Regions from separate parts of the Homo sapiens genome. Here region 2 is linked to region 1. A link is a loop called in an ENCODE intact Hi-C map of the cell type or tissue named here. Cell type or tissue: PC-3. All regions are shown on one strand. Each heading gives the region's core, and the rest is flanking DNA. Links, peaks and the distances in the headings are about the cores only.

Region 1 (16,312 bases), core at 6,897-11,896:
CCTCACTTCCCCGACGGGGCGGCAGCTGGGCAGAGGCGCTCCTCACTTCCCAGACGGTGGAGTGGCCGGCAGAGGCGCTCCTCACTTCCCCGACAGGGCGGTAGCTGGGTAGAGGCACTCCTCACTTCCCAGACGGTTGGGGGGCCGGGCAGAGGCGCTCCTCTCTTCCCAGACAGTGGGGCGGCCGGGCAGAGGTGCTTCTCACTTCCCAGGTGGTTGGGGGGCCGGGCAGAGGTGCTCCTCTCTTCCCAGACGGTGGGGCTGCCGGGCAGAGGTGCTCCTCTCTTCCCAGACGGTGGGGCGGCCTGGTAGAGGCGGGGATACCAGATTTTGGGGTAGTAGGCTTACCTGATCAAAGTGACCCTGGAAGATTAATATGCTGGAGATGTGGGAACTAGATGGGAATGGGAAAAGACTGAATCAGTGAGATCAGCTCTGTTGGTTCTGTGTAGTGGGGTTATTGGATTGGAAAGGGAGTTGTAGAAGCAAGTCTGGTGTTGTCACTCCGCCCCACGACCTCCCCGAGACTGACACTGTCAGTCAGAGGAAAGCTTTTAAAAGTTTTCGTATTCCCTGCCTACCTGGCACTGAGTAGGTATGAAATCATTGTTGAAAGAGTGAGTGAACCAGCAATATAATTTTGTGCCTGAAGGTGCAGAGAGAGGGAGGATTCAGAGTTGACCCTGAGTCTTTGGAGGCAGGGTAACTGAATGAACATGCTTTTAGTGTATGGATATTGGAGAAGAGCGGAGAAAGATTGGCTCTGAGGAGGGACAGGGTAATAATTTTGGGTTTGAACAGGTTTATACAGTCTTGCTCAATGTTAAGGGATATTTGTGTTTACAAACTTTATTTTAATATGTTACTGTTGAGAATATAATTTTCTAATTCCAGTAATGGAAAAAGATCTGAGTGTTCTGATCTCCAAAGTGGTGTCAAAGAGATGATGGAAGGATCTGGATTAATAGTCAACTTACTTGATGAGAATGTGTATTTACAGCAGTTCTTGGTGGTTTGGGATCCTTAGATCTCATTTCTCACGTGACTTCTGGTCATTTAGCCCTTTCACCCGTAATTCACCATCCGTCTAAACAATGGAAGGAGCAAGCAGGAGTGGAATTCAAATATATAGATTTAACAAAAGCTTCTTTTTGGTTATTCTTACCTTTTTCAAGGTAGCATTGGTCTACATTAACACCAATAACAGAAAGTTAACTGAATTTTACATGCTGTTTGTCCCACCTGTCATTAGATACATTGAAGGACTGACTGCTGACCATCAGATGTATGTTTTTAAATTAGTTTAAAATAATGTTACGTATTTAATTTAAAAATAGTGTTGTGGTGGGGGCACATATGCCAGTAGGATGCTCTTTGAGTGTGTTCATAAAAGTATAAAATATTAAGAGATGACATACTTATTTATAAAGAGTTTTGAAGCCTTCTGTGAAAGTCAGCTTCAATAGGGAACATTACCTGCATTAATATATTTATTAGGCAGTTCATTTCTGTGAATTGTGTTTTTATACTTCATTTTTTCCAGCTACTCCTTTAGTGTTTTTTTCAGAAGTTTGAGTTATTTATGGATTAGCCTAATAGCTCATTCTTATAATTACTGCAATTTTAAAAACCATCTATTACAAACCAAAGTCTTCACCAAAGCAAAGCCTGTATAAATCTGATTGGGAAATGGTTCTAAGTGAGAATTGAGCCCTTCTCTAAGTGTGGAAATTTTCTGTTGTGCATTTTCCTAGTGCTGGTTTAAGTCCAAGCTCACCATGTATATGCTTTTGAAATGAACCAATTAGGGCATGTTTAACTATCAGTAGGCTTAAACAAATGTATTTCCTCGTGTTGGAATTTGGACTTAGGACTTTGGAAGGTGGAAAATTCCAAGTGCAAGTGAAAGATTTCTATAACTGGGCTCCATACTTAACAGCCAGTCCTGTCTCAAACTTAATCTGGTAATGTTTATTGAGCTGGTAACGTTTATGGAGTTATACATGAGATAGGCTATCTTTTCTGTAGGACATTGGTTATCTTCACTGGAGGACTTTTGAAATTGAAAGAAAGCAAGAGTAACATAAATTTGATACTCAGCTAGAGAAGAAGATGTATTTATATTTAACTTGTCCTCATGATATAAAGACTTGCTTTGTGTCTTTAAAAAAGTGGTTGCTGTTTTTACTGCAGTATTAATATCTTAAAGCCAATACATAGATTCATTTCTTCTTTGTTTTCCAAATTCAAAATGAGGAGACATTTATTTCTGTGTTTCCTACTACTACTTGAAAAAATGTTGAATATTAAAAAATTGCAGAAGAATAAACAGCAAGAGCTAAAGTTCTCATTTATTTGTATGTTACCTGCTCCTGGATTACCTATCGCAAATTAGGATGTTTTTGGTTAACTTTGATGGGTTTTGAGATTGTCACTTCTTTCCATTTAATCTTTGTATGCTTAGAAACTGCCAGTTTAGTATGGTATTAGGTGAAAAGAAAATGGTTAGAAATATAAATAAAATCTTTAGTGGATAGTATTGTACCAATGTTAATTTTTTAGTTTAGAAACTTATATTATGGCTATAAAAGGTATTAACCTTAGAGGAAGCTGGGTAAAGGGTATATGGGAACTGAACTATTTTCACAGTTCTTCTGTTATCTGAAAATTATTTCAAAATAAGCTAAAAAATGATTAGACTAACTCTACAGCTACAAAGTTATTAGTGTATATTGCAAAACCAGAGACAAGTGATTTGTGTGTGTCTAGGGAATGGACAGAGATTCTCTTCTATTTGGATGGTTGAAATCCTTGTTCATTTTCATTGACCTGAAAAATTGAGAGTTGTTGCTGTATCTCATGAGGATGAAGATGCTGTTAGAGTATGTTTAGTAAATGCAGACTTCTTTTTCTTTTTCTGTGTTATGAATATATGCATAAATACACGACAGATACCAATTTGCAAACATACATGCAGTGTGTGCTTCTAAATGAGGTGATTGGCTTTCTAAAAATATCACAGAATTTCATTTTAGCTTGTTACACATTTGTTTCCTTGATGAGATGGTGGCAATCATTTGCCTTTTGAGAATAAATTAGATTCTTTTATTTTGGAAACACCAGCATGTGATTTGGGGCTTCATGTATAAATTGAGTGATCAGACTTTCTAATTCTGAGTTGAATCTAAATTTAAGAAATGAGTTTTTTAAAAGATAAGTGAACTGGCTCTGAATTTATTTCCAAAGAATAGTACAGATCTTTTTGTGGTTCCTGCATCATTGGACTAAGTCTAATATTTGCAGATTTCAACTTTAAAGGATATTACTTGTGTTCTTGATTTATGTTTATTATAAGTTATTAGTGCTATCTGTATTAACAGAGATGGGAGACTCCAAGGTTTTTCAGCAGTTGCTTTCCCTAGGCCCATGCTGTAGCTGAGTGTGGACATTCAGCTGGACATTTGGGCTGCATTTCCAGTCTTCGCTAGTTCTACCCCATTTTACCCTCTTGGAACTCACTCTTTTTGTTCTACAGCAGCACTGTTATTAGAGCTTTCTGTGATGATGGAAATGTTATATATCTGCACTGTCCAATGTGGTAGTCACTAGCCACGTGTGGCAGTCAAACATTTGAAACGTAGCTAGTGTGACTGAAGAACTGAATTTTAAATCTTACTTAATTTTAAAGAATAAATTTAGATAGCCACGTGTGGCTAGAGTCTTCTGTATTAGGCAGCACAGATTGAGGGCTACCATTGCTAATTCCTTGAATGGTCTACCTGGAATGCCAATTTAAGTGTGGAAGGAGGGAATGGACACAGACATTTACAGTATAACTGAATTGTCTGTTGTTCTCATATAAAATTCCCTTTATAAGCATTTTGATTGACTTGGTGTGGAAATGATGTTACCATGCTGATTCCTTGCTTTTGGGTTGCCTTTTTTGAGAGGTACTCTTTGGGTACCACTTTAAAACCTGCTTTTTTTACATAAATTTTTTCATGTCAGTAAACACACTTCTGTCTCATTGTTTTTAATGACTGTAGAGTGTTCTATTTTATAGACTACTTTATGACTTTATACTACCTTATGACTGTATAGTATTCTATTTTATAGACTGTATAGTATTCTATTTTGTAGTGTTCCACCATGCACTAGCTGGGAGCCTTGGGCCTGGTGCCTATCTTCCTTCTCTGTAAAATGGGACAGTAAAAATGTCTACCTTGTAGAATTATTTTGGGTGTAAAATGAAATAAGATAAAGTGCTTGGTACAAAGTAAATGTGCTCAATAGATATTAGTTATTATTAATAATATTGTTAGGTAAAGGTCATTTCTTGTGAGATAACATGGGTCTACATCTCATGGATTTTATAGAATAAAACAGACACTTTAAAAGTTGGGACAGGTTAAACCTCTCTGGAATGCAGATCTGAAAGCAGCTGACTTCCCAGGGTGGCTTCCGCCATAGAAGTCACTTTGTGAGAGCACACCTTCCTGCTGCTGCCTGGAGCAGTGTCTTTGGGAGCTGGGTAGGGTTGTCAGCGTGCGCCCATGTCAGTGCCTCTTCCCCTTAGAGACTATTGCAGGTCTGCAGTTAAACAAAAGTAATTTTCCTAAACCTGAAAAAGGCATGTCTGAATTACTGGATGTGAAATATTTCGTTTAACAAAACTGACTCTCATGGGACCTCTAATTTTGCCTATACTCCTAATGAGGCACAAGAAGTAGTCACATACATACTGCCCCTCTCCCACACCTCTTTAAAAACTTTGGAGTGTAAATGCTGGCTTAAGGTGTTTGGCTCATACTTGGAAGTCTGTTAGAAACGAGTTAAAATTCTCTGAAGAATGACTTAGGTGCATATGCTAGGAAACTTTTGAAAGATTGGATAGAGTCTGCAATTGATTACAATTGAGGCTGTGGAGTCTTTCTGCCTGGAGGTTGTTAGAACAACGAGAACTGCTTATTTGGGAAATCAGCTTTGTAGTGGAAAAACACCTGCCCAGAAATCTGGAGACCTGGCATAATGTGTGCTTAGTCTTTAGCTGCATGACCTTCGGTGAGTCTTGTTCAGTTTTCTGGGCTTCAAGTTCCATCCTCAGCTTTAGTATTAATTTATGGACTGTGTCGCAGTGTTTTTCATTTGCAGAAACTGCTTTGCACTAAAATGGAATGATCATAATCTTTTTCTAATTTGCAGAGGGAAAAAAGCATTTTCAGCTGAACTGGTAGGCTTTTATTAGTTTTTCTAATGTAAAATTAAACTTTTTTGCCATTCTTTATCTGCTACCAAGTGCTCATGTTATTATTCTCATGTATGTGGTACATGGCGGTTGTCATTTTATACTCTGTTCAGATGTCACAGGCACACCTCTGCTAGTGAAAGCATTCCCAGGTTGGACTGTTCGCATCCACATTTCGTGGTGTTTTTGGAGTGCTCTCCAGAGACACAGTGACTCCTCCTGGGGGTGTCAGCGCCTGGGTGACTCCCTCCGGCATTGACTGCTCTATAGCCCGGCCCCAGGCGTCAGGGCAGGCCGCTGTGGGGTGGGCGGTGTGGCATAGGAGTGCCCTTCCAACTTGGGAATAAGGTAGAAGCTTTCTGATGTGGAGAGTCCTAAATCAGAGATAGATCCTCAAAGGGGCTGCAGAGTTCCTTTTCCTTGGCTTTTCTTAACCGGTGCTCGGAGGTACCAGAGGAAGTGAGGCTGGGAGGGTGGGGCTGGGCCTAGTGAGCAGGGTCTCTGTACTTCCACTGCTCACTTCTGAGATCTTATCACTATTTGGCTTCAGAAGTTGTTCAGTTTCTCCACTTTTCTGGTGTACAGGAAGGAGCAGCAGTAACCTGCCTATTACTCTGAGGAACTTCCTGGTGATTTACATCGTGGAGATCTGTCCTGCTTGCTCTGTGGAAGTAGTCCAGGGCCAAACATTCAAAAAGCAGTCTGAACTGATAAATATTCAGGCCGAAATGACCTTGCAGTAGACTGTGGACAGCATTCATTAAGAGTGTGTGAGGTGCTGGTGACTGTGCCTGTCCTGATTTCCACTCCTGTGTGAGCATCAGCGGGACAGGAACAGAGCAGGATGGTGAGGCTTGAGGTCCCACTTGTGACCTTGGACCGTATTTCCTCCTGCCAGAGGCATCTGCCAAACTATTAAGGGCATGAACATTGTTTGGTTTCAGTGATGGATTCGTTACTACATTTGCAAAGCTCCACACGGTTTAGGGAAGTTGTGGCCTTAGGAAAGACTTAAACAGCTGTTTTTGTAATCCCTGAGAACTTGGATTCTTGCTTTCAGAAGACACAGAAGAAATTCCAGTCAACTTTTTATGGGTAAGAGTCATGAGAATATAAATTAAGAGAATACATTCTTGGCTTAATATATCCTTTTTGAGAAAACTACTCTATTGAGGCTCTTCCCTATTTAAGTTTATCTTGCCTGAGATTATCATAGGATTTTTATTAGTGTGCTGAGCCGGCCACTTAAGTGAGCTGAAGATACATACAAATTTGCAATGGAAAAGTTTCTGAGATTAAGCCTACTAATATGCTGCTTAATGTTTCTTGTTCTGCACATTATCTCAATTTGTGTGAATATTTTGTAAATTGGACCTCATAAATTTTAATTTCTAATCAATATTTTTATTAGAGGTGACCAAATACCTTAATAAAGTGTATTTGAATGAAGACTCGTTTAACTCCAAATTTTGTAAACCACTTTTAAGAACATTTAAAAAGGTGACCTGTTTATTCTCTGCATTAGAATTAATTACCTGGATGACTATTTAAATATTCAGGGATCAGATGGGAGGACATGCATTTTTTAGTAAGCCTTAAAGTTTGAGAATCACTGCTTTAGTTCATACAGGCTTCACAGTAACCCCAGAGTTTCATGGTGAGGGTATGAGCTTGAGAGTACCCTCAAGCATATACATATGCATATACATGTACAGTAAATTGTTTGTTACACATATCCATGTTTTTTTTTTTTTTTGAGACGGAGTCTCACATTGTTGCCCAGGCTGGAGGGCCGTGGCACGATCTCGGCTCACTGCAAGCTCCGCTTCCCGGGTTCACTCCATTCTCCTGCCTCAGCCTCCCGAGTAGCTGGGACTACAGGTGCCTGCCACCACGCCCGGCTAATTTTTTGTATTTTTAGTAGAGACGGGGTTTCACCGTGTTAGCCAGGATGGTCTTGATCTCCTGACCTTGTGATCCGCCTGCTTCGGCCTCCCAGAGTGTTGGGATTACAGGCGTGAGCCACCGCGCCCGGCCGTTCCTCATCCATATTCTTTTGGTGTTTATGTATACTTGCTCTGTGCCTGGAAACAGGCTAAGTATGAAGCCTAAATTGAACATTGTCATTATAAATTTAGCTAACTATAGACCTTGGATGATAATGACTAGGAATCTTCTCTGGCTCTGTTTTTATTGTGTGCAGTTATTCCAGAGACTGGCCAGGTAGTGTGAAGTGCCTTATATTTCCCTATTACAACACTTTTCTTCCTTTGGTTAACTATCTGATCTTGGATAAAACTATTTTATTTTATTTTTTTTTGAGATGGAGTCTCGCACTTTCGCCCAGGCTGGAGTGCAGTGGGGCCATCTTGGCTCACTACAAGCTCCGCCTCCTGGGTTCATGCCATTCTCCTGCCTCAGCCTCCCGAGTAGCTGAGACTACAGGCACCTGCCACCACGCCCGGCTAATTTTGTGTATTTTTAGTAGAGACAGGGTTTCACCATGTTAGCCAGGATGGTCTCGATCTCCTGACCCAGTGATCCGTCCGCCTCGGCCTCTCAAAGTGCTAGGATTAGAGGCGTGAGCCACTGCACCTGGCCAGGTTAAAACTCTTAAAACTTGTTCATTATTGATTGTCTGTTAGGTTATTTTACTTGCTGTTCTTTGAAATGGTTTTAAGAGGGCTGGATTTCTTTTCTTGACTTCTCCACGTAGCCTGTATGTCCCTTCAAAGCAGGGACTATATGGATCATGTTGGTAGTACCACCGCCCAGCCCAGTGCTGGGATACAGAAGCAACGTGATACCTGTGTAGTGGCTGACGGATGAGAGGTGACCTGGACATTGTATCAGCTGATACTTCTTTGTTATTTAACTTGGACTCTCAAGAGACCTCTCCTTCCTTTCTATTTCAATTGTGGCCACACTAGTTCCTGCCTTGATTTACTGAGCCTGGATTAGTTGTCTTCCTTGCCTTTATCTCTTTGCTTTTAGGTCCATCTTTCACAATCCTTCCAGGCTAGTTGTCCATCCACACTCCTTTGAACAAGTCACTTTCCTTCTCAGTGACCTTCACTGACCTTCCCTTGTATGTGAGGTTCTCCATGATCTCACCTCCACCTGCCTTTCTTAATGTCTCATACTGACCTTCCCAACCAAGTCTGGCTGTTTGTGACAGGTGCTTTCATCCTCCCTACAGTTTTAACGTGAGGCCTCAGCTTGGGAGGAGGACTGGGGCACAGTAGAGATGCTGTAACTGTTCCCATGGCATGGGAAGCTGGGGCACAGGGTGGAGGCCCTGGGCCATGTGGCACTTGTGTCTGTGAGGCACGGGGAGAAGCGAAAACCAAGAAGGGTGGTCAGAGCTAGGGCAGGAACCGGGAGAAGCAGCCACAGAAGTCAGAGGAGGAAAGAACTTCAAGATGAAGAGGATGATCAGCAATTCTGAGTTCTTAAGCAAGTCCATGAAGACTGAGCAAGTTTCATTGCATGAGTGATTGCATGAGTGATTGATGGCAGTTTGGTGTGTTTCTGAAAGATTTCAATGGGAACAGAAGCTGAATTACTGATGTTCAAGGTTATAAAGGATGCAGCAACAAGGGCAGACCACTCCTGTGTGAGACTGGGGTGTGAAAAGGCAGGTACTGTGTTTTATATTTACATTTTCCTGCAACTGGCAGATGCATATGTGCTTTGAAGGCTCAGAGGATGAAGCCCAGGTTAGAGGGAGAGATTCAAAATAATGAAAGGAGTCACTCTGGAGGAGGGAAAGGATGGGGGAACTCCAGGGTTCCCATTCACCCTGACAGTGAGGAAGGAGAGGAGGGGACAGCAAGGAGGAGTGGCTGCATTCAGGTGGCTTCATTTTTTTCTGTCGATTGGGAGAGGAATTTAATGCGTTAGCAGTGCGCATGGGCCAGCCTGAATTGTTTCTGCAAAGATTACTCTTCCAAAAGTCAGTCTTCTGTGGTCTTAGTCCTGTGAATCCTTAGACGATTCACTCTGAGTCCCTGGGATCAGCCTCGGGCCTTCCAGGGTGTGCGGAGGTCATGCATGAAGTGTGGCTCAGCCAGCTCTGGCCTTTCTCTCACTCTTGGCCCTCTCAGACTCTCTATTCCACTTGTCATTCTCTGAGCACTCCCTACATTGTTTCCTGATTACGTGCCTTTGCTCACTCTGGCTTGTACTTTTGCTGGGCATCAGCCCTTCCTGCCCCACCTTCCTCTTTTGTGTCTGTTCTGTGTCAGTTAACTGTGTATCCCATTTCATAGAGAGCTACTGCTTACAGTTGTTTATTTATTTTGAGACGGAGTTTCACTCTTGTTGCCCAGGCTAGAGTACAATGGCGCGATCTCAGCTCACTGCAACCTCCACCTCCTGGGTTCAAGCCATTCTCCTGCCTCAGCCTCCCGAGCAGCTGGCGTTACAGGCGCCTGCCACCACACCTGGCTAATTTTTGTATTTTTTAGAGACAGGGCTTCACCATGTTGGCCAGGCTGGTCTCAAACTCCTGACTTCAGGTTATCCACCTGCCTCAGCCTCCCAAAGTGCTGGGATTATAGGCATGAGGCACCATGCCTGGCCAGTTGTGGTTATTTTTATTCATGCTCTTATTTCCTCTGCTAGATTGTAAACTGAAAGGATTTTAAAATCCAGGGATAATTTTAAATGTAATAAAATGTAGTAAGAAAACTTAATGAAGTATCAGAAGACAAGCCTGAGTCAGGCAGTCTTGAGTTTGAATCCTGGCCCTGCTTCTTCCTGGTGCGGTTTTGGGTGATTGCATCCTGTCTCTCTATTCATTTAATTAATTTACAGAGTGGGGATAATGAAACCTACTTCTTAGGGCTGTTAGGAGAATAAATGAGACAAAGCCTGTAAAGCATTTGACCTAGGCTGACTCCATTGTAGGTGCTTAGTAGACCATGCTGCAGCTGTCAGCAATGGATTCCTTGCCACCCAGCAGTGTTGGGTTGAGCACCTGGATGGATGGTGAGTGGTGGAGGAGTGTGCTCACCTCCCACCCCACTTATGTTGAGGGCAAGGATGGTGTACTTTACTTTGTATTTCTAACATGGGTCTATATATATAGTAAAGAGGAACGGCATACCTCTTATAACTGGGTCCACTTATACATGGATTTTCTTATGCCTCTGCTCCCCTGCAGACAGCAAAACCAACCCCTCTTCTTCCTCATCTTCCTTCAACCTGTGGATGCCTAGGATGAAGACCTTTATAATGATCCACTTTCACTTAATGAATAGTAAATCTATTTTCCCTTCCTTATGATTTTTCTTAATAGCAGTTTCTTTTCAGTAGCTTACTTTGTTGTATGAATATAGTATATACATATACAAAATATGTATTAATTGTGTTATAGGTAAGGGTTGCAGTCAACAGGAGGCTATTAGTTAAGTTTTTGGGGAGTCAAAAGTTACACACAGATTTTCAACTCCATGAAGGGGTTGTTTCTCCTAACCCCTGAGTTGTTCAAAGATCAGCTGTATTAACTTGTTTTCTCAAGTGCCCCATACAAATAACTTTTTTCATGTTAATTGCATAGAAGGAAGTATCATTTTGTACAGTTTTTTGAAAATTGGGAACTGGTTGGAAATGACACATAATAAGGTGTTCATAACATTTATAGCAAGAGGTGCAGCTTACAGCGTTTTCCCAATTAAAGCCCCTTTGCATTGTTTTTGCCCACAGAACTCTGGACATATTGAATGATTTATATTTTTGGCCCTTTCCTTTGTAGAACAAATGGTGAGGCCTAGAAGTTTTAGTGCAGCAGTTGTGTGAAGTGTACATATTATATAGTTTAGCCAGAGATGGAATGATACCATGGGGTTAATTTTTTTTATTAATTTTTAATACATTTGACATTGTTTCCAGGTAGCCAATCCTTCCAGTTTCTCAGGAACACAGATGTCTCCTCATAGGAAACAGGAAAAGAAGCTTTCTCTAGGAGAACTTGACAAACCAATATAAATGTTTCATCAGAGTGCCCTGTTGATCTCCACGGCCAGTCACAGGGGTTTTATCTCTCATCTTGTGATAAATGAGTACATATTAATTTTTAGTGCTGTAAAATGTGTCTTATTTGTTGCAGAGACTAGGGACAAACAACACTTTCAACCAATATATTGTATGGAGATGTTTTGCAGTTGCAGGTGGGATATGGTTTCCTCATTGAGCCCGTTAAAAGTATTCCATTGAATGGCGATGCAACTGTGGTCTTTGTGAACTGTTTCTTGGTTTGTCAGGTGTGTCCATGTTTATGAATATATCTCTGAATCATTTTGTATTTATAGCATACTAGAGATTCTAATATACGTGTCTCTGAAAAGTAGCTACATATGTTAAAGATAGTGGGAAAAAAAGGGGATGGAAAATGAACTAATTGTCCATGGAAGAAATTTTGGATTGTTAAAATGAGGATGCAGAGAAGACAGAGGCAAATTGTCAACACTTGTCACTAAGTGATACTATGCAGCTTCTCGGATGCTTGTCATTTGATGGAAAAAAGGGTTCTCAGACTGTAAGAAAGGAAGTTGACAATCTCAAGGGAAAAGAGTGTGGCCAGGTCAGGGCCTCTATCTTATGAAATGAGTTGGGGTATGAGACTAGGGAGGGGGTGATTCTTTAAAGTACATTTTTTTTTTTAAAGAAGGACTTATACTGTGTTAATTTTCTATTGATGCCATAACAAATTACCACAGAGTTGGTGGCGTAAACAACACACATTTATTATTGTATAGTGCTGTAGGTTGGAGGTCTGACACAGGACTCAGTGGGCAGAAATCAGGCTTTCAGTAGGCTGTGTTTCCTGTTGTGGGCTCTAGGGGAGAATCTATTTTCTTGCCTTTTCCTTGCTTCTAGAAGTTGCTCACATTCCTTGGCTTCAGGCCCTTCCTCCATCTTTAAAGCCAGCAGTGGTAGATGGAGTTCTCACATCTTCTCTCTCTGGCTCTCCTGCCTCCCTTTTTAGGATCCTTGTGATTATGTTGGGTCCACCTGGAAAATCTGGGCTCATCTCTCTACCTTGAAGCCAGCAGATTAGCAGCTTTAATTCCATCTGCAGCCTTAATTCCCATTTGCTATATGAGGTAATATATTCACAGGTTATGGGGAAATGTTCTAAGTATTGAGTCATCTTGTTTGAATTTTGTGGGGTACTGAAGTTCAGGAAAACTGTTCTCTCCAGAAGTCACCAGAGGCTTGCTTTCAGTATAGGGAAGTCTTAGTTTTTGCTGCCTCACAGATGTAATAAATATTGCAAACCTCACTCACAGAGGGTCTACCCTTGGGATTCTGGAGCAGCACAAAACCTACAAGGAGTTGAGAGAAATTGTGTCTATAGGTGAAGCAGGTTCTTAGCATCAGGAAGGGAAAGGAGGCGAAGGCGTGATGACCTGACAGGTGTGTGGAAGGAGCTCAGCAGAAGCAAGAGGGAGAGAAGACACACTGAGGTGAGAAGTAAAAAAGGGTGAGAATAGAGTGGTGGGCATTGTGGCTTGAGAGCCCCAGGCACCAGTGGAAGACACCGAAAGGAGGACTGCTCATACCTGGGGTGGGCTGGGTGCAGTAAAGTCATTCCCTGTACCGTGCCTTGGAAGCTCTGAGGGGTCGTGGCTCAGGTATTCTGTCTCTAAGCCTGAGCTCCTGTAGCACATGATGACCTCATACGGAAGGAGACTTTTATCTCAGCATCCCTCAACCTGGCACAGCAGTTATTAAACTTTTTGGTCACAGGACACCATGTATAGTGTTAAAAATTATTGAAACTCTCATACATTGCTGGTATAAAATGGTGCAGCCACTGAGGAAAACAGTTTGATAGTTCATCAAAAAGTTAAACATGAAGTTACCGTATGACGCAGCAGTGCCACTCTTAGGTGTATGCCGAAGATAACTGAAAACATGTTTATACAAAATGTATACACAAATGTACACAGCATTATTGGTGATAGGCAAAAGGTGAAGACAACTCAAATGTCCATCAGTGGATGAATGGATAAACAAAATGTGGTATATCCATACAATGGGATACAGGTTGAGCATTCCTAATCTGAAAATCCAAAATCAGAAATGCTCCAAAATCTAAAACTTTGAGTGCCAACATGATGCTCAAAGGAGACACTCATTGGAGCATTTCAGATTTTGGATTTTTGTATTAGGGATGGCCAGCTGATAAGCATATAATGCATATGTTCCCAAATCCGAAAAAGCCTTTAATCCAGAACATTTCTGGTCCTAAGCATTTCAGATGAGGGATGCTCAGCCTGTATTATTTAGCCGTTAAAAGGAGGGAAGTAATGATACCTGATACAACATGGGTGAACCTTTAAAACATTATGGTAGGTGAAAGAAGCCAGTCATAAAAAGCCACATATATTACGATTTCACGTATATGAAATGTCCAGAACAGGGAAATCTAATAGAGACAGGAAGTAGGTTAGTAGTTGCCAGAGATGGGGGGAGAAGAGGATGGGAGTGACTGCTAAAGGGTTTGGGGTTTCTTTTTAGGGTGATGAAAATGTTTTGGAATTACATAGCAGTGATGATTGTACAACTTTGTGAATGTACTAAAAACCACTGAATTGTACAGTTAGGCACCACATAATGATGTTTTGGTCAAGGATTGACTGCATATGCAATGGTGGTCCCATAAGATTATAATGGAACTGAAAAATTCCTATCGCTGAGTGTTGCCGTAATGTCATAGTATAATTACTTTTTAAAAAAATATATATTTAGTGTAGCCTAAGTGTACAGTGTTTATACAGTTGACAGTAGTGTACAGTAATGTCCTCAGCCTTCACATTGACTCAGCACTCACTTGCTGACTGACCTAGAGCAACTTCCAGTCCTGCAAGCTCCATGCATGATTGGTACCCTATGCAGGTGTACCATTTTTAATCTTTTATACCATATGTTTACTGTACCTTTTCTATATTTAGATACACAAGTACTTAGCATTGTGTTACGATTGCCCATAATATTCAGGGCATTAACATGTTGTACAGATTTGTAGCCTATGAACAACCGGCTGTCCTATATAACCAAGTGTGAAGTAGGCTATGACTATCTAGGTTTGTGTAAGTACACTCTATGACGTTTGCACAGCAACAAAATTACCTAACAATACATTTCTCAGAACATATCCCTGTCATTAAGGAAGCATGACTGTACCTATTTAAGTGGTGAATTTGATGGCATGTGAATTACAACTCAATAATGGAAATTGTAGAGAAGAATTTTTATGTCTGTAGATATCATATTAGAAATTAAAACTTGTAATAAAAATATACTAATTTAAAAAATAACATTATAATGTAACCATTATATGTTAACATACATTTTTATTTTAAAAAATCTTCAAAACAAAAAATTAAGTAAGAAGAGTAGCATTACCTTACATTTCTATTATATCTTTAATGTCTGGTTAGTAGGAGGCAGCAAGAACATCATATGTGCTTCTGTGTCAGTCTTTTGTGCTATGTTGCTTTGTGAAAGTATGTGAAGAAAATTCAGCCTTACACAGATGTGATTGGAAAAGAAAGGAGTATTGTTTTATGGACTTTTAAGATAACATGGATATTCTTTGACACTACCTCAAAATGTGACAAATGGTAATTTATTAAAGGTTAGTTGCACTGTGGAATCTGAAATCATTTATGTTAAAGTTTATTGATCTGTCTTATACTTTAAATGGACCTTTTACCACATGCAAGATTTTGTGTCATCATGCTTTGTCATTTGGGAAAGTATTGGTTCACTAATTTATGCAGATCTTCCAAATATTGACTCATTTCATTATTCTGTCTAAAATCACATTTGCTAATATCATCCCTGACCTCCTCAGAAGTCTTAATTATTGGGAAGCTTTCAAGCTCATGGTGGTAGATACGAGTTTTCCAGAATTCTGACTTCTGTGTGATGAGAGCCTGTGTCTTTTTGGTTGGCTTCAGCGGGTGTGATCTTGACTGTTTTACAATATAAAAGAAAAAAGGATTTTTTGGGAGAATTTGTGAGAATAGAGTGCTGGTGCTAAGTTGTCTATATGGGTGACTTCCTAGAAGAGGTTACCGGAGCCCTCGGTGGTTGCTTTTTTGGCTAGGGTGGGGTGTATGTGTGTTGAGAAAAGTTAGGAGGGTTTTTCTGTTTGAGCACGGAGCTAGAAGGACAGTAGAAGAGCAGAGCTGAGTGTTGGGCGAGGGAGATGAAGCCCGGGACGTGCTGGGGGAGTTAGAATATGTGTGAGTCAGGATGGCTTGCAGAGTGCTGTTCCACATCCTGCCCCGTTCGATCCTTACCATGATCTTACTAGTTAGGCACAGAGGGTGTACTGTTACACTTCTTTAGTAGGTGAGGGAAATGAGACCCAGAAATGGCAGTGGAATTGTCTAGAGTCATCTGGTTAGTTAGGGGTGGAATGGGTACCTGTCCTGAGCCTCTGCTTCCTAACTTATGCTGGTTTGTTTGCAACTGCACTAGGCTTGCTTTATTGGTGAGAAGCTGAGACAGAGGTTTCTCATGGCCAGAGTCAAGGGAGACATTGGTGGAGTTGATGCACCAATGCATTTTTGGATGAAGGTTGAAAGGAGTATGCAGGGTCTTTTACTTTGGGAAATGCTGTTGCCACTGTACAGAGGTGGGATGGACCCACACAAAGTTTGGTTCACGTGTCAGCCTGATGAGACCTCACGATGTACCAAGAGAGTAAGAAAAGGTGAATTATTCACATAGTAAAGCTTTTGGGGGAGAGCAGGCAGGCTCTCGGGTCCAAAAGTGTCTTGAGAGAGCAGGGAAAGGAGACTGGCTTGGCTTTTACATGATTAGGGGTTGGGGCTGGTCGAAGGCTTCCTTCCCTGCCCCCCTGGACCTGGATGGTTTGAACTTCCTGCAAGTGCCAAAGGAGGGGGCCCCAGGCTTTCTTATCAGCTTGCCCAGATGGGGGCAGAAGGGGAAGGTGGGGAGCGGTGGGGCCTGAAAACAGCAGTCAGATGTCAGAAATGGAGCCAGACTCTGTATTACAGGAAATGACATCTTTTCTCAAGGGAT
Region 2 (16,312 bases), core at 4,112-9,111, 120 kb after region 1:
CTCACACCTGGATTTCTCCTTCCCTTTTTCACACAGCTGATTTCTTCTGTCCTCCAGGCTCCTCCTGCTGTCACTTCCTCCTTGAGGGTTTCTTTGATCCCTCAGCCTGGGTTGAGTGGGGCTTTGGTGAGCTCCCATAGGAGTAGCCTGTGGATCTTTCTTCATCATCAGAACCATACTGTGGAATTTAAAACGACCTTTTTGTCTTTGCCACCCGCTAGCCCCTAGAGGAAAAGGATCATGTGATATTGGATGTCAGTATTCCTTGTGCCAACCTGACTGGTTGAAAGAAGGAAGATGACAAAACCAGGAAACATTCTTGATTTGATTGTGATAATTCGTCACTTGGATAAACTTATATTTCCATTACAAGACCACAACTGTGGGTCTTCTACCCTATTTTTTTTCTAGTTGGAAGAAATATAGTCTGAGACAGTAAGGCATACTTCTATTAGAGTCTTTTCTTTTGAATCTGGTGATTTCTCCTCTTTCCTTCATTCAGGTTAATATACTTTGACAGTAGTTTAGATTTGATTTGTGGATAGGAAGCCATGATTGGGATGAGGACAGTCATGTTAGGGCAGCTGCTGCTTGGACCACAGACATGCAGCTCCTGGGTCTTGACAGCTCCGTGTTTCTGCAGACCCCACATTCTCTTTCCCCTCAGCACTTCATGATGTGGGAAACAAGTTGTCGGCCATGCATCCCACCTCCCAGCTGTTCACTAGACTGATTTAGATGGCACTTGCATGATGTCATCAGAGTTTTCGTGATTGCTGAATTCCTTTTCCTTCTGGATATCCAAGAGATTTAGGCTGGACGTGGAACTTTTTTCTTGTTCCAAGCAGGAGACTAGGAACTCCAACAAAACTGGTTAAGTAGCCTGCTCATCAGACCCCTCCAGAGGCTGAAGGTAAGGGTATTTTATCCAAAGCCAGAGTGACTGCTTTCTTTCTTCACACAAAGAGGATGACATTGCAGACTTTGTACAGGAGCCACTCAGCAGAGAAGGGACCAAGAGTTCCTCATGGGGGTAGAGAAGTTTGCCAGGCCAGAGAGAAGTTAGGTTGCGAGACCTGCCATGGTTTTTCATGCTACTATCATTACTTGTGGGGAAGAATTGTAGTTCCTCATGTCCTTTCCTTTTCTGTACTTATTTTAGTTCATCATTTTCAAAGATGTGAGAGCTTAATATTCTTAAATAATATGAGAAAGCAGCCAAGCCACATCTTTTTCCTTTTAATTAGTGTGATTTTTAGAGATTTATTGTCTTAACAAAGAATTTGGAGGAAAAAACCCTAAGTTTGCGGAATCTGTGTTTCTCAGGAGTCCCTTGAAATAATTAAAGGAATAAAAACTATCCATCCCTTGAGTGGCTTGAGCCAAAGTAGAAACATTAAAATTCAGAAATAAAAATATGATTCTTAGTTTTAGTTGCACAACCTTTTAGAAATACTGAAATTGAAAAAATATTCTGTGGCTGTCCTCATTGGGGTCGTGTTTTGGTTACCGGGCAGTGTTGAACTTTTGCGTGGTGAAACAACCACCCTTTTTGTCCTCCTCTTATCTAGCATTTAGGAGCAACTTTCCACTGCCCTGTCGGGATTGCTTTCCTCCGAGCGCTGCCATGGCCTTGCTGTCCTCACCTCACTTGCATTCCCAGCTGTCTTTGGCTCGTTCGTGTGTGCAGGTGTGCAGGTGCTGGGGTGCCCCTTTCTCCAGCTGCCCTCAGTTGCTCGGTGTGTCTCCTTCAGGGCATGTCAAGTGCCATAGGGAAGACCTAAGCTTACACCAGTGATTTTCATGCTTTGTTCCTTTGCTTACATACTATGGAAAACAATTTTGAAAAACTGAAGTCCCTCAAGCATTTTTACGTTGACCTTAAAATTTTTTTACCCTATCAAAGCACATAATTTCTGATGGATTATAAACGTTGATATTTTAAAATAAACTGGCCTTCTTTAACAAATATTTCAGATGAAATTTTAATACCAGAGTGATTTGATACCCACCTTCAGTCCTTTAAAAATGTATGAACATGCTCCTAACAGTTGGAAATTTCATATCACTCCTTTATCATCTTGAACTTGTATTTCCATACTATTTTCTCCATAAAATGTTATACTAGTATAATGTATTTTGATTTTGAAAAGTCATTTATCACACTATCATATTCTTTTCTATAAAAATATGACCTAGGCCGGGCACGGTGGCTCACGCCTGTAATCCCAGCACTTTGGGAGGCTGAGGCAAGCGGATCACGAGGTCAGGAGATCGAGACCATCCTGGCTAACAGTGAAACCCTGTCTCTACCAAAAATACAAAAAACTAACTGGGCGTGGTGGCAGGTGCCTGTAGTCTTACATTTTACCGGATAATTATTAAACAAAAAAATGAAATATTTTTTGGAAAAACATTTCTTGGTGAGATGCCTCTATGGGTTGATATTACTTATTACTGAAATGAGGCAGTATTCATCATCAAAGCCTTTGTTTTTTGTTTTGTTTTGTTTTGTTTTTGAGACGGAGTCTCGCTCTGTCGCTGAGGCTGGAGTGCGGTGGCACTATCTTGGCTCACTGCAAGCTCTGCCTCCTGGGTTCATACCATTCTCCTGCCTCAGCCTCCCGAGTAGCTGGGACTACAGGCGCCCACCACCACGCCCAGCTAATTTTTTGTATTTTTAGTAGAGATGGGGTTTCACCATGTTAGCCAGGGTGGTCTCGATCTTCTGACCTCATGAGCCACTGCACCCAGCCAAGCCTTTGTTTTTATAGATGTAAGTGCTGAGGAACTTTGTTCATCTATATAAATAGATGGAAATAGAAAGATTTTTATTATAGTCATATCATTGAATTCTTTCTACTCTGTCTAGTTTATATGTCGAAAAATCTCCAAGGGATTTGTCAGCCAAAATAATTCCTAATAATCAGCTACAGTTCAGTTTTGTTCTCCTTCTATTTTATTGACAGTAGAGAATTGGAATCTATTTGATTTGCAAAAGAATTACTCAGTTAGAGGAGTCCCTCATTTTTACAGTTTCTGGGAAGTACATCAAAAAAGGTTTACCAAATGTAGCACATGACTTTCAATTATATCTACTACTCTTTACATTTGGTGGCACCTAGTTTAACCTGATATCCTTGGGAGCTTTGGGAGAATAAATCTAGGCCTAATCTCAGAACACCTTCCCTGACTGCTGCCCCACCGCATTCTGCATGTCCCTCTGTCGCCGCAGAGGTCTTCAGCGTATCGTGATTTATTCCAAGTCTTCATGTTTATACATCTCTGCCATTCACAGTGCCAGGCCCATAGAAAGAACTCAAATATATGTTGAATGGAGGAACCCCCACCTGCTCTTTTCCTCTGAACTAATGTTTTCAGCTTCTCTTTTGATTTAAATATATTTTCCTCAGAATGCTACAGGTTCTTCATATGACTTTGTTGGCAAAGCCAGGCATCATAGTCAATCCAGTCAGTCAAATCAGTCTTACATTATTTTTAATTATGTATTTCTTTATTTGTATTTTTGCCTATCACACCTGTTTCTTAGAATCAGTCTTACCTTCTGTGAGAAAAAGTCTGATTTTATTTTTGCAATTCACATAACATGTTAATGTGCATGCCCATGGCTGCCTTTGTGCTTCTGATCATAAATGGCCAGACAGGCGCAGGGGAGTGCACACCTAGGCAGCAGTCTGCGGTCCACTGCACCTTCCCGCCCTTCCCTGTGTCCTCCTGCACTGCTGCCCTCGCTGCTCCCCGAGCTTTGCTTGGGGGTCTAACGCCTGAAGAGGCAGGTCCTGTTGGAAACCATCCTCACTGTGATATCTGTAAACCCAGAGCCGGAAGTCTTTCCAGCACCCCTCCAGGGAAAGTCCATAGGACAAAGAAGCCTCCAGGTTGTGCCACAGGAGGCTGGCAGGAGATGAAAGACACATGAACCTGGATTGAAGGTGGTTACCACAACCCCAGTGGCTGCTTGTCTTTCCATCTGGTGCCCCTGGAGGTTTTCACACCAGGTCAGTGCAGGCCTCAGCTCAGGTGTGCCTGCCTTTCTTTGTGAAGTTGTGAGGGAGGAAGGTGGTTCCTGCATCACACCTCAGCCCATTTGAAGGTCTCTTTGAATACTTGGTTTGAGGACCTTTGCTCTAGTCTAGCCCTAAGTTACTTGTGACAGACCATTTCAATAAAAGAATTGCAAAAACTACTACCTCACCTGTCTTTCCCTCTAGTTTGGGGTGTGTGGAGGAGGGTGGGTACTCAAAAGCCATGAGTAGTTGAGTGTGCAGACAGGTCCATTTGTGCGTGCTGGGCTGCCCATGCCCTTGCCAACCTGTGGCCACCCCAGTGGCAGGGAACCAGCCTCTGGCCTCCAGTTAGGCAAGGCTCTAGGACCCAGCTCTGCGTTAGGCCTTTGTCTTCCATTAGTGGGATTTATAGTCACATAATCTCTTGGGTCATAACTTCCTATAAATTGACAATGGACACACCTGTCTCCTTAGAAGATTGCTCTCCTGAAGCAGTAGGGTGAGTCCCAGGCACACAGCGAGCCCTCAGCAATGTCTGCTCATTGACTTGTGATGTAACAGGTACTTTGGGATCCTCACTGGGGATCTCTTGAGCCAGCCTCTTCCAGGACCCCTGGCAAGAGGAGCCACCCCGTCCTGCCAGTGTAAGCATGTGTTCCAGAGATGTTTTCTGCCGCCTGGTAGACAGCCAGTCTGGAAATCGTACATGCTCCTTGGGGTTGGCATGTCCAAATCAGAAGTCAGCGTCTTTCCTCTCCTGCCAGCTTCCTCTCCCTTGTCACCTAATTTTTTATTTATTTATTTATTTTTTTGAGACGCTCTGTCGCCCAGGCTGGAGTGCAGTGGCACGATCTCGGCTCACTGCATGCTCTGCCTCCCGGGTTCACACCATTCTCCTGCCTCAGCCTCCCGAGTAGCTGGGACTACAGGTGCCTGCCCCCACACCTGGCTAATTTTTTGTATTTTTAGTAGAGATGGGGTTTCACCATGTTAGCCAGGATGGTCTCGATCTCCTGACCTCGTGATCCCACCCGCCTCGGCCCTCCAAAGTGCTGGGATTACAGGTGTGAGCGACCACGCCCGGCCTCATAACCTAGTTTTTAAGAATAAACCCATTGCTTGTCTGGGTCTTAATGGGCACCCCCAGAGTCCTGTAGTCAGTGTCTAAGCTGCACCTATATGCCCTGAATTTCTCCCATCCTCCCCTTCCTGCCTGGACTCTCGTTTCCTCCTTCCTCACCCAGTCTGTGGCGAGCCCCTTCCCAGTCTCCTGCCTCCATCATGTCCTCTCTCAAACCTTTCTTCCACCTGTCTGCAAGTGGAGCTTCTCTTAGGCCCCTCCCTGCCTGACCGTCTGTCTCCTCACCACTGGAACAGTGAGACACCAGCACACACACAGAGCCCTTTTCACCCTTCTTGTGGGTCCCCTCCCCTCCAGGCCTGAGAGGCCATCATCTGTGGCATGCTCTGCCCGCAGCACCTGCCCTCTGTCCATGCTGGCCCAATGGCTGCCTCATAGGTGATGCTTCCCTGTTTCTCTTCATTCCATTGATTGTGATAGACACCTTTCCTTGGCTGGAACACCTCTGAAATCAGCACAGTCAGTGACTTGCCAAAATTTAATTGGCAGCATTTTTTTTTTCTTTCTTAGTGACACATAGAGTAATGGTTTATCAGAAAATCAGTGGCATTACGTTCAGTGCAGTTTGCATATTCCTCTGTGTGGAGGTGATTATTTTTGTGGTATAGAAATAAATAGCTTTCTGTTTATCTGCTGGATTGCATCTTGCTCATGGATAGGAACTGTGCCTTTCACATTCCGCAGTCTCTGCAGTGGCTAGCACATAGAAGAAACTCACAAGCATAGGGGAATGAAGGAATGAAGGCAGGGCATCATGACCCACCCTGGGCAGACTTGCCGTGGCACGGTGGCAGTCTTCCCTGAGTAGTGGCTTTCTGTTTTGTGTTGCAGCTTTACCTTCTCCTACCTTCCCTAGCTTTGTTAGAAAACGACACATCCATTATTTAGGGACAGGAGGATGTAGGTTTTTTTAGGCTCAGGTGGTGTATTTGGGCTTTCCTATTCCGGGTCAGAACTCAGCATGACCGTGCCACCCTCAGGCCAGCTCTCCCCTCTCCCCTCTGCAGTCTTCTCTTGAGGTGCATGGGGGGGGGAGGGCAGGTATCAGGTTTCTTGGCCAGGCCTCGCCCTGTAAGTCAGAGGCGCTCTTTGGGTGCCGTGGCTCACTTTTCTTGGGTGCATCACCTGACTCCAGTATTTCATCCCTTGGGCTTTCCAGTGTGGAGAAAGCTGCTGATATAGTACAAACTCAGATGAAATCATTTAGACCCAGAATGTCAGTTTTCTCCGTACCTTTTATCATATCCTCTCTCCTGACCTGCGCTGTTCCCAGTCAGAACATTGCTCAGTGAGCACAGATCCAGAATAGAGGTTAGCAGGGATAATTCCCCCAGGCTGGGGGGAGTTTGATGCCCCGTCTACCACAGCCTTGTCCTACTGTTAGACAGCACCTGTGGCCTGCTGGTAGCCATAAACTTACTTTTCAATTCTCTTTTTAAAAACTCTGAGCACCTGCATTTCCCCTTCAGTTGGCACAGACTGATAACCTTGTAAATACTTTTCATAGCTTACCATGTTTATAGCTTACCTTACGTGGCTTATGTTTTTGGCTGGCTGCCCCGTGACATCTAGGGAGGCAGCTGAATTTCAGGATAATCTGATGCAGTCACCATGTAAGAATAGTTAATGCCTTGGAATGATTGCCTGAAGATAGCGATCCTCTGGAATCAGACTGCCTGAACTGGAGGCTTAGATCCAACACTCTCCACATAATCTTGGTGCATATGATCCATTTCCACATGATTTCCCTCAATCTCAATTTTATCACTGTAAAATGGAGTTAGTACCTCTTTGTGAGATTGTCAGGAGGACTAAATGCATAATCCATCAAAGCACCGAGCCCTGTACGTAAGACAACACAAGTTCTCAGTAAATATAATCCTTACCCTAGAGTGTAGGTTCTCATTTGCTCAGCTGGATTGAGTTTCTTCCCTGACTTGGGTCTGTGCCATCTTCTAGCTTGTCTGTGCTGACAGCTCCTCTGTGCTGACTGTGACACCTTGCACCAGAACACTGGGCCTGACCAGGAGGAGAAGGGATGGATACCAGGACAAGAGTAGAGGGTGGCTTCTGTGCACTGCTGTGCCCAGTCCCATCTTTTTCTGTGTTTTCCTTGATAAAGATAGATCGTGGACCCCCACATCTTAGAGTTGCTTCCAGGTTAGGCACAGTGGCTCACTCCTGTAATCCCAGCATTTTGGGAGGCTGAGTGGGGAGGATTGCTTGAGCCCAGGAGTTCAAGACCAGCCTGGACAGCATAGTGAGACCCCCCCCCCCATTTCTACAAAAAAATAAAGATTTTTTTTTTTTAAAGAAAGAGTTGCTTCAACACACCTTGGAAGCAAACCAGAAAGAGGCCAGGTCTGAAATTATATCAGCCAGCATTTGATAGCAGCTCATTATATTAGAATACACAGCACTTTAAGTCTCACTTAAAAAATAAAATGATAACGTCACCTCCACCATGTGTCAGGATAGATTTCTGATGGATTGACTAGTGGTAGAGTAAATGTAACAAATACAATCATAATCATCTAGAAATAGTATACGTGAATATTTAGTGTCAGAATGGGGAAGGGGCATGTAAGTTTGTAGAAGCAATGAAGGAAGTTGCCTAAAAATGAAAACTCATGTCCAAATGCATCTAACAATGAAATCATCAGTGATGGAAATATCACAATCTATAGGAAAAAGGATTAATGCCTTTATGTATTAAAGAATTATTATACAATCAGTCAAAATGCTAACACACCAATAGAAAAATGGGCATATTTCTGTTGGCATGTTCATATATGAGCACATGTATACTTGCACATACTTATATACAAATACATTCATATGCAAAAGTACACATCATGCTTGCTTTGTATATATGCGCACAAAAGAGACTCAAAGGATACACATCAGAATATTAATAGTGATTGTCTCTGGATTGTTGGATTAAACAGGTTGGGCCTCTCAAATTCAAAAATTTGAAATCTGAAATGCTCCAAGATGGATCTGCAACTTACTGAGCACCAACCTGATGTTCAAAGGAAATACTCATTGGAGCATTTTGGATTTCACATTTTTGGATTTGGGATGCTCAAATAATGCAGAATTTCAAAATCTGATAAAAAATATCCTAAATCCACAATACTTCTGGACCCACGCATTTCAGATAAGGGGTGATAAGGATACTCTGTGTGTGTGTATGTTTTATGTATCTCTGTGTTTTCCAAGCAAGCTTTTAATTTTTATTTGCAGTTGCATTTTCTTCTTTATATGGCTCTGTATTTTCCAAATTTTCTGCAATAAGCATGCATTTCTTTTCTGATTAGCAGAAAGTTTTAAATGGATGCCACTTAGCTGAAGTTTCTGTGCTTCTGAAGAAATCCTTTGGCCTTAGATATTCTCTGTGAGAAACAGAAAACCTCTCAAGTGTGTTGGCAGCTTAGGTGGATATTTGTTCTTTGAATAGTTTTCTCCTTATGTTCTTCCTTCGTCTACTTCCTATTCTCTTCCCTGGAATTTTCTCCTCTCCATGACTGGCTGTGCCCTCAACATCTTAGAAATGTTTCTATGTCTTTTCATTTTTGTTTCATTGGCTTTGCTTATTTAGATTTCACTTTGAATGCACAGAATGTCACGTTCCTCTGTGCCCAGATTTCGAAATAAGAGCAGGTCCTGGACAGTTCAGAGCAGGCCAGAGGTCTAATTGGAAGCTCCCTTCCTGCAGCACAGGAGGTGTGCCTTGGGGGGAAATGGCCACACCAGGATGCTTTGTTCTGGGCTCCAAAGTGTGGGTGATGTTCCTGCTACAGTGCACTTTGTGTCCTGGCCGTTTGTGTTCATGACGACTTCCCTGTCAGGGCAGGAGCTCAGCAGGGCAGGAGCCTCCATGTGCATTCTGAACAGGGGCTCAACAGTTGTTTTGAATTGAGTGAGTGAGTGAGTGAGTGAGTGAATTCACTGAATTATTGAAAACTGTAGGAACTGTGTGGTCATCTCAAATTTACTATAAGAAAAGTTAATAGTAAACTTTTAATTTTATTGTTCAAGGCCTGATCTGTGCTACCCACAGGAAAAAGGAAAGGGAAATGAAACCTTTTCTTTTCAACCAGATCTTTGTGATCTGCATTGGAGCTATCTCAGCAATCAGCTTCGTATATCCAAACAAAATTCTGTCATTCTTTAGTTGAAGCCTGCCTCTTGTGTGGCCTGCCAGTCCTTCACATCCAGAGTAGTTAATCAGTTAAGTAAATTTTCTTTGTAGAATAGCACAGCTCTATTCATACCTGGTTCTAATTGTCATTCTGTTTTTAAATGGGACTCGTTTTATGCAGATGCCAAGGATGCCTGTGCACACCAGTGATGTTCTTGTTGGAGGGCGGATGTATAGAGGAAGGGGTCCTACACGCGGTCTCCTCTCTTCTTCTTCTGGGCCTTCCCTTCCTTGGCCTGCTTGGGCTCTTCCCTAGTTTGCCAAAGAAAGAGTATCTTAGGTATCTTAGGACCTTTTTAGTACCAGCATCCTATGGCTTGGTGGTGGCTAACACTTGCCATTGGAAGGTCGGTCTATTTTAGAAATGGAAGAGGAGAGTCAGGTGCGGTGGCTCATACCTGTAATCCCAAAACTTTGGGGGGTGCTGAGACAGGAGGATTGCTTGAGCTCAGGAGTTCAATACCAGCCTGGGCGACATAGTGAGATCTCATCTCTAAAAAAGAAAAAAATTGGAAATGGAAGAGGAGAAACCAAGGTAATCTTTTAAATGCCTACCTATGACAGGAATCAGCTGAAATGGTGTTTAGATTGTTAACAAATCCTCATTAATAATCACACACTAGGTTGAAAGTTGTATTTTAAAGAGTCACTTGTGTGACATTGTGGCAAGAGAGTGTCCCATAGCAACTTAAGTGTAATTTTGTTTGTCCCTCAGATTGCAAACACTGCCTTTTACTCTCTTCACTCCCCATTTTATCAGGAGAAGACTTTTAATGCCAACTGTATTGTTTTTGCTGATTTTAGATGGCTTATTTTTAAAGCCTCTGGTCCATTTTCTGTTTACATCTTTATGGACTGTCACTGTAGCCAATTAAAAATCCTCTTAACTATCATAGATTGTGTCAAAGGAGATTGCTGTTATTCCTCTCCCAGGAAAGAAAAAATTTATGATCCATATCAATTTATTGCCTGTTTTCTCTAAAGAAGCAAAACATAATTATTAGTTAATTCAGTTAGACATTAACTCAGAAAACTCCAGAGATTTTGATTGATTGTTATAGTAACCAAAAATATTGAAGTGTTAAAGATGACTAAAACCACCTATTAGAAATGAGTTGGCATATTGCTTATACCATTACATAAAATAGCTAAAGCATTTTGAATTTCAGAGCTGTACCCACATCAGCCTCAGTGGTTTCAAATTTATTTTAAAGACAGATTTAGATTTGGGCAATTCTGTCAGTCTTTTCAGGTGATACACCACTGTAAAATATTCTGCTTATCACTGGGTGTGGTGGTTCACGCCTGTAATCCCAGCGCTTTGGGAGGCCGAGGCAGGTGGATCACTTGAGGTGAGGAGTTCGAGACCAGCCTGGCCAACATGGCAAAACCCTGTCTCTACTAAAAAATACAAAAAATTAGCTGGATGTGGTGGTGCACCCCTGTACTCTCAGCTACTTAGGCAGGAGAGGCAGGAGAATTGCTTGAACCTGGGAGGTGGAGTGAGTCAGCTCACTTCCCTCCAGCCTGGATTACAGAGCGAGACTCCGTCTCAAAAAAAAAAAAAAAAAAAAAAATTCTACTTATCTTATTCCCCCTATGGTAATGTCTTGGTTGTGCTCCTGCTAGCTTAGGGGAAAAGGAGTAATTAATTTTAAGGGCACTGAGGGTATCTCAGACAGCTCATGAATTGGTGGAACTGGGTACTAAAAGCTGTTAGGACTAAGGCAGCACCTGCCTTCTGCCCATCTCCCTCTGCCGTGTTTCTCTGCATGGCAGAGGGACACCACTGCTTTATGGGGGTCCAGGAATCATAAGACACAAAATACAGTCACACTCATGACTGTAACTTATTACAGTGCAAGCACATGAGGCAAACTCAGTACAGGGAAGAGGTGCACAGGGCGAGTCCTCTCCCATGGAGCCACACAGGTTGCACTTTATCCCCCCATTCACAAATGAGTTGTGAAAACACCTGTGGAATGTTGTCAGCCAGGGAAACTCCTGGGTAGAGACCCAGCACCCAGGATTTTTATGGAGGACCACTCATGTAAGAAGGCTCTGCCTGTTAAGTACCAAAGTTCCAGACTCCCAGAAGGAAATAAACCATACTGTGTGCGGCATAGAGCATATTGTTTGTGCAGACAGCTTAGGCACAGTGAGCCACTCCTACCAGTTAGGAAATGATGGGAAGGAACCCTCCTAAATCCAAGTTCCCAGATACCAGCCAAGGGCCAGCCTTGCAACAGGCCCTTTAAGGATGGCTGTCAGATCTGCTGCTTCACTCTTTCCTGCACAGCGGAGTCCCACCCCAGTCTGAAGTTTACACATCATACCCTCAGTTAAGGTTGAGCAGAGCCCTTTGAGTATGTCCCAACTCCAGATTCCCAGGAGAAGGAGTTAGCCCAGAGAGGGTAAAGTTACCCCCCAATCCAGGCAGGATGGTCAGAGTAATGGGTCACATGGTCTAACGTGGATATCAGGCATTCTTCCCATCTGGGTAGGGACAGGTTGTTGGTTTGGGGGCGCGGAAGACGCTCCAGAAGCAAGTCGGCCATAGAGATGCATGTGTGGAAAATCTTCTCAGAAACTGTGCAGACTTCATCTGCCAAAGACCCTCTTATGTTAGGAGGAGCATTACAAAACCATACAGGAAAGTGGCACCTGATTCAGGCCCCAGGAGCCCCAGGTTGCTCTGAGGAAATAGGGTAGTGTGTAGGTGTTCATTTGCATAGAAGCAGTGAATGCCTGAGAGATTCTGTAATAGATTCAGATAGCTTATCCTCAGGTGTTCTGTAATAGTCTTAGTGAACTTTCGTTTTTCTTCACCATTCTGATTGCAGCCAGTTGGAGTTCATGAAAATAGCCTGATTCCTCCCTGAGATTGATCCTTGTAGGTGGTGGACAAAAATGGCATATGTGTTTATAATATTCTTCTGTGTCTGCTGTAGTTTTTTTTTTGTTTGTTTGAAAGCTTTTGTATTAGTATGTTTTCACACTGCTGATAAAGATATACCCCAGACTGGGCAGTTTACAAAAGAGGTTTAAGGGACTTACAGTTCCACGTAGCTGGGGAGGCGTCACAGTCATGGTGGAAGGTATCTCAGGCACGTCTCACATCGCGGCAGAGAAGAGAAGAGGGCTTGTGCAGAGAAACTCCTGTTTTTACAATCATCAGATCTCATGAGACTTATCACTATCATGAGAACAGCATGGGAAAGACCTGCCCCCATGATTCAATTACCTTCCACCAGGTCCCTCCCACAACATGTGGGAATTCAAGATGAGATTTGGGTGGGGACACAGCCAAACCATATCAGCTTTCTTGGTCGGACTTATAGTCAGAACTATTGAAGGTTATGCATCTCAGCCATTACTTCTACACGTGAATAATTCCTAATCTTCTCAATAGTACCCATATAGGAAGTGCTGGTATTTTTTGAGGCATGGATATCTTTCATTTGCTGAAGGCAGGGGCTGATGTAGGGTGTTGAGGTGACCTTAGTATGGGTGGTGGTTCCCACAGTTGGGAGACTTGTGTCTCTTTTGCACAAACCTATCACTGGGTTGCTCTGAGAAGGGTTAAGTGTCATCTCAGAATGTAGTGGGAACCCTGTCAGTTCTGTGGCCCATGTAGAAAGGGTTTCCGGGTCCCTTCAGTCAGTGGGAAATCACCATAGAATTATCATCATATCCCCATCCTTGGCTACATGTATAATAGTTTAGTATGAATTAATTTAATTCACACATGTGCATGCACACGCTCTATATATGTATGTATGTATGCCAGGAAGTTAAAACCCAGAGCTTCCAGCCAGACCATCCTGTTTGTTTTGCTATGGTTTTCATGTGGATTCTTCCTTGGAGTCAGGTAAAATGTAATCCCTCTGCCTCCATGCTGTGCATAGCAGACCAGTTTGTTGCTGCTGTCTGTGCACTCGTGCTCTGTGTGCGCTAGTCTGGCCTCATGCATGGCCAGGGTGCCCTGTCCTGTGACAGCAGGGGGCTGATCGCCTGCACATGCGTCCATCCGATGGCTTGATGGAGCTGCCTTCTATGTGTCAGTCTCTCTTTTTAAAGTACTCAACAGTATCCTCAGACTAATTTTTGCTTTTGCATTTTTGCTTTTGTTATCTTTGAGATATCAAGAGTGGAAGGCAGCATTCATTCCAGAGAGGACAAGACTTCTAAGGAAAAGAGAAGTGTTTTTTTGTGAGTCTAAGAACAGCATATGAGTGATAGAAAAACAGTTCCATAGTCCCTTCAACAGATCAGCAGGAAGGCTTTTGAAAACAGTAGTGAATCTTCTTTGCAGAGGCATGGACTGTAAGGAGAAAACCTTCTTCTATCTTTTGTACACTGCTGTTTTAGGGTACCCCAAGATAACATTGTTGATTCCTGGGGACCTAGGATGTTATCTCCTTGAATGAAACCTATTCTTCATGTCTTTTACAGTAACGAATAAATGTGTTGATGGATTCATCTGTACCCACAAAATGAGCCTTCAGAAAAGAAAATGCAAAGTTCAGTGATACTAGGTTATTACAAGCTCTTCGTGTTCCCTGTGACTGACCCTTCTACCTCTCTGGGGCAGCAGGCTCCCATTCTGAGAAACACTGGTATCTGGGGACACTGCAGGCTGAGCTGCTCAGCACAGGCCATGCATGCAGTGTGAGAAGCCACCTTGTTAGAGCAGTATCAATTATGGTGACTGTTAGAGCAGTATCAATTATGGTGACCTCTGTCAGCCTTATGGGGTTGGGGTTGGGTGCCACAAGGAGCTCCAGGGGCTCCCAGACAGAAGCCCAGCTGTATTCACCAGCACCCAGCATGGAGAATAATGGGTTTCCATGATAAGTAATGCTGCTGATGTACATCGTCTTCCTGGATCTCAATGCTTTCTAGATATTATTGTTATTTATATTTCCCTTATATACTGTGGAGCTTTATGGGTCTGGTAGGGTTGGGAATAAATAGTCCTATCATTTGTTAATTATGTTAAACTAATAGATGCATATGAGTTTTATGAGGGTTACTAATTACTTTTTTATTCAGTTAATGGAAATCTGTTACCCCTTAATTGATTTCAGCTGCAGTTATTTTGTTAGGGTGCTCTTGTTTAAATGGATGTATATTTCCCTCTGTGAGCCAAGTTCATTCAGATCTGCATTTGTGCAGGTCCTGTATTCTTATGTTTGATAAATGAGCAAGTGGGTATGTTGGTTGGTGGAAGGACGGGACCACGACACAGAGGCCCAGTCCTCATCCACCTGCCAGGGGTTGGCATGCAGGCATATAACATTTCTGTTGCATCTTTTGTTTTCACAGTGAGAGAAAAACGCAAGAGTCTCTTCATTAACCATGTAAGTGAAGCTGTCTCCCTGTGTTCTTCATAATGACTGTACAGTGTAAAGAGCTAAAATAACTGTCTGTGATGGATGAAAATGGCTCATGTGCTTTGTAGATACTTGGAAGAATGTTGCAGTGTACTTATGCTTAGTTTGGTTTGTAATTGGACAAGCATCACTCAGTATTTGTCCACTGTCCCAAATATTTTTCCAGAAGCCCTAGACCACTATTGTTCATGAGATGATGTGTGTGAACAATAACATATCAAACATCACCCAGCAAGTCCAAGCGAAAGCCACTTCTTTTTAATTTTGAATCCTTTCCTTTCTCTACCCTCACCCCCAAATTATTCTTTTTCTCTTGTAGCTCAGTTCCATTTGAATAAACACATAGTTGTTTTCCATGAGGCTCTCTGTCTCCACACTTGACTCTTCCCATTTGTTGTTTGTGGGTCCAGTAGAGTCTGCGTGTTCTTCTGATGCTCCAAGAAAGGATAAACTTGATAACACTAAATTTAAAAAAGATGTTCAAACATTTGGCTGGAGTCTTTTGGCCATTCTTAGCCATGTCTCCCTCCCCTGGTGGCCAGGTGCAGGTGCCCCATTGAGATACTTCATCCCTCTTCCTTCCTTGAGCAGAGATGTAGCTGGCTGGCTCCAGCACCTACTCCACACCCTATATACCAGGCAAGTCCTAGCCACACCTTCTTCTTAGAAATATGGCCCTTTAGGAAAGAAAACTCTCCGAGAGGGATGGAATGATGAAACAGGTGTAAATTATCAAAATAAGTATGCTCTAAGTCCTCATTCTAAAAACAGAACCACACAAGGGTCTTTCTCAGGATTTTTAGACTGTCTGCATCTGTGTATTTGAAGATCTTGAAATAGTCCTAAAGCTGTGTATTAAAGAGACTTAAAGCCATAATGTTGTATTCTCTGCCCTTTGAAAATATGGACAAAATGCAGTTGGGAAGAAATTCATAAGCTGGGCCCTTACACTCAAGGGACATGATGCTACGCCCTTAGGAGACTGATGACTTCTTTGTAGTCAGTGTTAATATATATGCACATATACAGTTTTCTAGGGGTCAGAGGGCTTATTATTTTTAGCAGATTCTTAAAGCAATCTGTGACCTTTTCCCTCGGCCCCTTAAATTTCAAAGCATCTGTTTAAAGCACCTTTGAAATTGCAATCTGTGTCATGAGGAAAATATGAAAATTGCCATGCCTTTTTTTTTTTGAAAGCAGTATATACCTGGATATAAAAATTTGAGCGATTGGAACGAATTCTCTAAATCCTTGCTTCCATTTCTTTGCCTGCTGGGTGCACTTGAATGCTTTCCCACTCATTACACTCATTAGCATGCCTGCCAAGGAGCTTGCAAGGGAAGGAGAAGAGCTGGAACTGCATCCAGGCCATCTTTCCTGTTCACTGCAGCTCCATGGAAGGTGCATTGAAGAAAGAGGAGGATAGGAGTTTGTGTCGCTCTGTTATCATTGTAGCTGATGATACAGAGGTGTGCTCCCACAGTTCTAACCTGCATACCTCTTTTAACATCCCTGCACGCCCCACCCCCCCAACAGGCACACA

Evidence for each region. Hi-C counts contacts between places; a loop is a spot of excess contacts. Peaks named below come from ENCODE experiments on the same cell type or tissue, not always from the same donor. Only the 100,000 strongest peaks of a DNase experiment are listed, where the experiment ranks them.
Region 2: it touches region 1 in a loop (4-fold over the local background); 2 of 110 quality-filtered maps call a loop at or near these places.

Annotation. Positions count from the first base shown.
Region 1 is chr10:35,363,169-35,379,480 of GRCh38, forward strand. The region is part of intron 1 of CCNY (cyclin Y); the gene reads left to right. Among named protein-coding and RNA genes, the nearest start is that of CCNY, 35 kb to the left of the region's middle. RefSeq lists a silencer at 16,233-16,312. In PC-3, for the core only: no CTCF peak of the experiment used is centred there; a DNase peak (open chromatin) is centred at 9,373; H3K4me3 peaks cover 1,305 bases; H3K27ac peaks cover 2,484 bases.
Region 2 is chr10:35,486,800-35,503,111 of GRCh38, forward strand. It overlaps CCNY (cyclin Y), which reads left to right. Exons shown (of 10, transcript NM_145012.6): 3 at 14,702-14,736. Among named protein-coding and RNA genes, the nearest start is that of GJD4, 110 kb to the right of the region's middle. RefSeq lists enhancers at 8,793-8,842, 11,842-11,991. In PC-3, for the core only: no CTCF peak of the experiment used is centred there; DNase peaks (open chromatin) are centred at 6,282 and 6,722; H3K4me3 peaks cover 902 bases; H3K27ac peaks cover 1,393 bases.